Linked DNA regions of Homo sapiens: region 1 is linked to region 2. Evidence: chromatin contacts called from ENCODE Hi-C or POLR2A ChIA-PET data. All regions are on one chromosome and are shown on one strand. The core of a region is the stretch at or near the end of the contact, and the rest is flanking DNA. Distances in the headings are between cores, read along the strand shown. Region 1 holds the start of HSALR1 (HSP90AB1 associated lncRNA 1). Region 2 holds the start of IL17C (interleukin 17C).

Region 1 (3,427 bases), core at 750-3,249, 93 kb after region 2:
AGGACATTCTGAACCCACAGCCCCATCTGCCACAGAGGGAACCTCGCGACCCAAAAACAAAGTGACCCTCGATGCTGGGGAACCCAGGACATGCTGAACCCACAGCCCCATCTGCCACAGAGGGAACCTCGCGACCCAAAAACAAAGTGACCCTCGATGCTGGGGAACCCAGGACATGCTGAACCCACAGCCCCATCTGCCACAGAGGGAACCTCGCGACCCAAAAACAAAGTGACCCTCGATGTTGGGGAACCCAGGACATGCTGATCTCACAGCCCCATCTGCCACAGAGGGAACCTCGCGACACAAAAACAAAGTGACCCTCGATGCTGGGGAACCCAGGACATGCTGAACCCACAGCCCCATCTGCCACAGAGGGAACCTCGTGACCCAAAAACAAAGTGACCCTCGATGCTGGGGAACCCAGGACATTCTGAACCCACAGCCCCCATCTGCCACAGAGGGAACCTCGCGACCCAAAAACAAAGTGACCCTCGATGCTGGGGAACCCAGGACATGCTGAACCCACAGCCCCATCTGCCACAGAGGGAACCTCGCGACACAAAAACAAAGTGACCCTCGATGCTGGGGAACCCAGGACATGCTGAACCCACAGCCCCATCTGCCACAGAGGGAACCTCGCGACCCAAAAACAAAGTGACCCTCGATGCTGGGGAACCCAGGACATGCTGAACCCACAGCCCCATCTGCCACAGAGGGAACCTCACGATACAAAAACAAAGTTACCCTCGATGTTGGGGAACCCAGGACATGCTGATCTCACAGGATGGCGACTGCATGGCGCAGCCGCGTGGAAGGAGGCAGAAGAAGGGGAGCTGGCCTAGGTGACGCTTGATAGCAGGTATTTCAACAAGGAAGAGGTGGACAGGAGACGGGGAGCTGGCCTCGGTGATGCTCGAAAGCAGATGTTTCAACAAGGAAGAGCTGGAGGGCCCAGAGGCTGAGGCAGCCCTGTAGCAACAGGCACACCCAGCGCCCAGACCCCGGGCTCTAAACCTCACGCTCCTAGAACTCGATTGGGCTCCCTGGAGCAATGGCTGTGAGCACAAGGCTGGGCCTGGGTAGCAGAAGATGAGGCAGCAGCGCCTGGGAGCAGAAAACAAGACGGGGCCGGGCGTGGCAGCTCACGCCTGTAATCCCAGGAGGGAGGCCTGTAATTTGGGAGGCGGGTGGATCACCTGAGGTCAGGAGTTCAAGACCAGCCTGGCCAAGATGGTGAAACCCCGTCTCTACTAAAAATACAAAAATTAGCCGGGCCTGGTGGTGCTTGCCTGTAATCCTAGCCACGAGGGAGGCTGAGACAGGAGAATTGCTTGAACCCGGGAGGCGGAGGCTGCAGTGAGCCGAGATTGTGCCAGTGTACTCCAGCCTGGGTGACAGAGCAAGACTCCATCTCAAAAAAAAAAAAAAAAAAAAAAAGGGTTCTTGCTATGTTGACCAGAGTGGTTTCAAACTCCTGGCCTCAAGGGATGCTCCTGCCTCAGCCTCCCAAAGTGCTGGCATCACAGGCGTGAACCACCATGCCCAGCCAAATACGGGGAGATGATGTAACAGTGTGTGGCCGGAGGGGCCAGGACCCACTCAGCAGAGGGGAGGCCCAGGGTCTGCGGATGACAGAATTCTTGGAAAGCAGCCAGTAACAAATGGCAGCTGTCCTTGATGGGAATCCCAGCTGACAGACACACAGAGACAGCAGAGAGAAAGTCTGTTTCGTAAAACCACAAGGCTGACCCCACACAGCCCACCAGTGCCAACAGGCTGGGTGCCACTGTGGGGCAGGTGGGACGCCCCTGAGCCGGCCACGTGCACAAATGTGACTCCCCATCTCAGACCGCAGGGTGCTGTGTGCCTTGAGCAGACCTGCAGCACCAGGACAGCCACGCAAATCCAGTCTCACGGCGTCAGCAACGCTACCGGCCTCCCTCCGGAACTTCCCAAGAGACAGGAGAGGCGGGGGCGGCTTAGACCCAAGACAAGAGACTAGAGCAAACATCAGACCAGATCCCGTCTGAAAACCAAATGGCCACAAAGAAGGGTGCTGAGGCCGGGGCTGTTTGAATGCAGAGGACACGTTTGACGATGGCACTGCCAGGAGACGGGACCACGGGTGTGGGGCTGTGGGCTCAGACACCCTCACCCAGGAGACGCATGCTCGAGGCAGCACTTGGGTGTGAGGCATCACGGCCGACCCGCACGGGGCCCGGAGAGGACGCAGTGCTCCTTGTGTGACTCACAACTTTCCTGAAGGTTTGAAATATTTCAAGATAGAATACTGGGCAAAAAAGGAAAAGAGAACAGCAGAGCCTGGAGGGGGCCAGGCCGCCCCCGAGAGACAGGATGCAGGTGATGGCGCCTGGGTAGGATGTGGAGCAGAGAGGAGGGACTGGAGGAGGCCAAGGCTAAGTCTAGGAGGGTGGACAGGAGTCTGGGGCAGGCGGGAAACACCCCCACGGGCATCCACAAAGCCACAAAGCCCACTCCCACCCAAGCCACGTGCCCCTCACCAATGCACAGGGCCGGGGGCATCCCCAGGCACAGCAGGTACTGGTACAGCAGGAACAGCGCCAGGAAGAGGCAGTAGTTGGGCCAGAGGCGGGCAATGGCCTGGCGGTGCCTGCGGGTGAGGATGGCCACCAGCCAGCAACCGTGCAGGGTCACCAGAAAGTTCATGCGCTGCCCGATCACGTTCACGGCCATCAGGAAGCAGATCTGGGGAGGGGAGAGGGCGGGGTGTGGGGATGCACTGAGTCTGGGGGGAGGGACTTTCTTGTCCCACCCAGCAGGCCTCAGGCTTGCAGCAGCCCTGCCTGGAGGCTGCGGGCATCAAGCAAGGACAGGGCCAGCGGCGCTGTCAAGAGGGCAGGAGTGGCTGGCAGTTGCCATCGTGCAGGGGAAACTGAGGCTCCAGGAGGTGGGCTGTACAGTAGAGCAGATCTAACTTGGCCCCCTGCCTGTTGTCAGCACCGACACACCACAGGAGTCCAGGGAAGCCGTGCCTGGCCCTGAGTCCCCCACCCTCTGTGGCCCAGGCAAACCCAGGTGGGGCCAGGCTTGCGGTGCCTGCACGGTGCAGCCGTCCCTCCCTCCCGAAGGCCAAGCCCTGCCCCAGGGGGAGGCAATGTCCTTGCCTCACCTCCAGCCCGAATTTGTAGAAGAAGAAGTTGATGAAGTACTTGAGGCAGCCGAGCAGATCCTGGTCCAGCTGCTGGCGGGTGCCGCTGGCAAACACGGCCTGGGCAGGCAGCGGGGCCAGCTGGTGCTGCCGGCGGTAGTGCTCCTGGCGCCGGTACACGATGGCCTCGAATACCAGCAGCAGCAGCACTTGCAGGTGGTTCTGCGGAGGGCAAGGGTCAGGGGGCAGCCGGGTACTCGCCCGCCCAGCCGCCCACCAGCCCTTCAACTCACC
Region 2 (3,241 bases), core at 562-3,061:
CCCTGGGGACTCCAGCAATCTGTCTTTGATTCCTCCCAGACTGTTAACCCTGGGGCACAGCCTCCTTCACCCCCAGAGGCCCACAGCAGACAAGCTGAGAGCCACACAGCGGCCAAGAGGAGGTGCTGGAGGGCCCAGGGGTCCCAGTGCTGCCTCAGCCCCACCCGACTTGGGAGCTTTTGTGTTCAGAGAGACTGAGGTTTTCAGCTTAGAGGACACCTCCGTGGAACACATCTGCACCGCGGCAGGGGAGGAAAGGCTGGGGGCACACAAGCACCCTCCCTCCCGCCCTCACCCCGAAGCTGAGGGGACCAGGGCGGACAGATTCCCCCACCTCTGATGTGGCCAGGGGCCCTGGGGACTCCAGGACAACCCTCCTCAGGATGACGTCAAACCCCCGGCATTCAAACCTTCCCAAGTTCTGGCTGCAGCTGTCCCTTTCCGGGGAAACAAAGGCACCTCCAGCGCCCCCACCCCCAGCCAGCCTCACCGATCAAGGAGGCCAAAGGCAGCTCCCGGCCCCGCTTACATAAAGCTTCCTGTGTGTGCTGGTCACACCTCACACCTCACGCCTCACGCCTCATGCCTCATTCACACCTCACACCTCACTCCTCACACCTCCAACTCAGACTTTTTAGCTTGAACTTTTTTCTCAATAAAACCACAGAAGCCCAGGCCGGGTGCAGTGACTCATGCCTGTGATCCCAGCACTTTGCGAGGCCGAGGTGGGCAGATCACGAGGTCAGGAGATCGAGACCATCCTGGCTAACATGGTGAAACCCCGTCTCTACTAAAAATACAAAAAAATTAGCCAGGTGTGGTGGCGGGCGCCTGTAGTCCCAGCTACCCGGCAGGCTGAGGCAGGAGAATGGCGTGAACCCAGGAAGCTGAGCTTGTAGTGAGCCGAGATCGCACCACTGTACTCCCCGCCTGGGCGACAGAGTCAGACTCCGCCTCAAAAAAACAACAAAAAAAAAAACAACACAGAAACCCAACAGAGACCTGAAGACGTGCCTGCCTCCCCCATCTCCGGGACCTCTCCCACCTGGGTGAAGGGGGCACGTGAGCCTCACCTGATCTTGACCATCTCAGCTAAAACACTGAACCACCCTTGGCACCCACCAGCAGCAGACGGAGAAGAACTGTATAGGGTGCAAAAGCGCCCCGCCACCATCAGGTCCAGATGAAAACCTACAAGTTGAATCAGCAAGGTGCTGACGGATACGCAAGCAGAAACCCTCTTATAGGAGGTTCAAGGCTGGGCGCAGTGGCTCACTCCTGTAATCCCAGCACTTTGGGAGGCCAAGGCGAGCAGATCACTTGAGGTCAGGAGCCTCAGACCAGCCTGGCCGATATGGCAAAACCCTGTCTGTACTAAAAATACAAAAATTAGCCAGGCATGGTGGGGGGTGCCTGTAATCCCAGCTACTCGGAAGCCTGAGGCAGGAGAATCGCTTGAACCTGGGATGTGGAGGTTGCAGTGAGCTGGGACAGCACCATTTCCCTCCAGCTCGGGTGACAGCAAGACCCTGTCTCAAAAAAAAAAAAAAAGTTTGAGAATGTCAGACAAGGCAGCACCCTGTGTAGGTGCTCAGGTTGGGCGGAGTCTCTCTCGGGGGAGGGGGGTAACAGGACAGCGCCTCCCGGGGCCTCCTTGCATGTCTGTGTCCTGATGCACAGCAGGCGGGGGCTGCGGGGACCAGAGAAGGAAGAAGCGCCCCAGCTGGGCACTTCCCGAGGAGGAAGTGGTGCCGGAATTTCCCCCAGGTGTGGCCTCAGGTATAAGAGCGGCTGCTGCCAGGTGCATGGCCAGGTGCACCTGTGGGATTGCCGCCAGGTGTGCAGGCCGCTCCAAGCCCAGCCTGCCCCGCTGCCGCCACCATGACGGTGAGCCTCTCCACATGCCGCTCGGATGGATGCTGCTTGGATGTGCAGCCTGGCATGGAAGGGCTGGGGTTCTCTGAGCCTGGGAGGAGGGTGTTGGGATGGGGTCTGGGAAACCCCTCAGTCTGGGGGTAGGGGAGGCAGCTGCAGATCCTCGGAGCGCTGGCATGCTGGGTGTCTTGGGCTGAAGGGCTAGCCTCTCTGGGCTTCAGTTTCCCCATCTATAGAGGGAGGGCTGTACTCCATCTTTCCGCTGGGAACAAGGAAAGCTGAGGTGGAAGTGAGGTGCCCCCTGCCCTGGGCACCTCCTAACCACCCACCTGCCTGTTTCACCAGCTCCTCCCCGGCCTCCTGTTTCTGACCTGGCTGCACACATGCCTGGCCCACCATGACCCCTCCCTCAGGGGGCACCCCCACAGTCACGGTACCCCACACTGCTACTCGGCTGAGGAACTGCCCCTCGGCCAGGCCCCCCCACACCTGCTGGCTCGAGGTGCCAAGTGGGGGCAGGCTTTGCCTGTAGCCCTGGTGTCCAGCCTGGAGGCAGCAAGCCACAGGGGGAGGCACGAGAGGCCCTCAGCTACGACCCAGTGCCCGGTGCTGCGGCCGGAGGAGGTGTTGGAGGCAGACACCCACCAGCGCTCCATCTCACCCTGGAGATACCGGTGAGGACCTGGGGATTCCGCTGTGGCGTGGGGCTGCCCCTCCCCTGGCGGGGCCCTGACTGCCCGGAGAGCTCTCTGGGCCTTGGTGGTTCTCACCTGTCAAGTGGGCGTGGCCACCTGAGCTCCCTCCCTCCGGCCCTCCTGACCTGGACGGCTGAGCTGCTGCTTGCGGCTGGCCGTGCCCTGCCTCCCACTGTCCTAGGTGGCCAGGGTCCCCTGGGGAAATTCTGGGCCCGTCACCTGAGCTCCTGCAGAAGTGGGGCTGGGTGATGAAGTGGAAGGGAGGCTCCTAGAGGCCTCCGGACCCTGCTCTGTGCTCTTGGAGGGCCCTGGGGAGACGTGGATTACCACCACATGTGAGCCCGACTGCACCCCAAGCCCGTGTGGCTCAGCCCTCGCTGCCTCAGGTCCTATCCTGAGTACACGGAGAGGGGCCCTGAGGGGAGAGGGGCCTCCAGGAGGACAGGGTAGGGCCAGAGACTCACTGTGCACCCCGTCCCGCAGTGTGGACACGGATGAGGACCGCTATCCACAGAAGCTGGCCTTCGCCGAGTGCCTGTGCAGAGGCTGTATCGATGCACGGACGGGCCGCGAGACAGCTGCGCTCAACTCCGTGCGGCTGCTCCAGAGCCTGCTGGTGCTGCGCCGCCGGCCCTGCTCCCGCGACGGCTCGGGGCTCCCCACACCTGGGG

Evidence for each region. Hi-C counts contacts between places; a loop is a spot of excess contacts on that map. ChIA-PET counts read pairs that join two places held with the same protein, here RNA polymerase II (POLR2A). Pooled maps may share reads with other maps.
Region 1: a loop to region 2 is called in a pooled map, with 2.0 times the contacts of the local background. The contact joins the promoter of HSALR1 here to the promoter of IL17C in region 2. A Hi-C loop is called at or near these places in 1 of 37 single-sample maps with no recorded cell type and 2 of 50 pooled maps. POLR2A ChIA-PET finds 5 or more read pairs at or near these places in 2 of 52 experiments (Panc1 and activated B cell).

What each region holds. Positions count from the first base shown.
Region 1 is chr16:88,729,181-88,732,607 of GRCh38, forward strand. It overlaps HSALR1 (HSP90AB1 associated lncRNA 1), which reads left to right and starts at 2,000. Exons shown (of 3, transcript NR_103774.1): 1 at 2,000-2,268. PIEZO1 (piezo type mechanosensitive ion channel component 1 (Er blood group)) reads right to left here. Exons shown (of 51, transcript NM_001142864.4): 20 at 3,427; 21 at 3,155-3,355; 22 at 2,526-2,730.
Region 2 is chr16:88,636,761-88,640,001 of GRCh38, forward strand. It overlaps IL17C (interleukin 17C), which reads left to right and starts at 1,812. Exons shown (of 3, transcript NM_013278.4): 1 at 1,812-1,887; 2 at 2,221-2,549; 3 at 3,054-3,241. The coding sequence starts at 1,882. It overlaps LOC124903755 (a long non-coding RNA gene), which reads left to right. Exons shown (of 2, transcript XR_007065181.1): 2 at 40-674.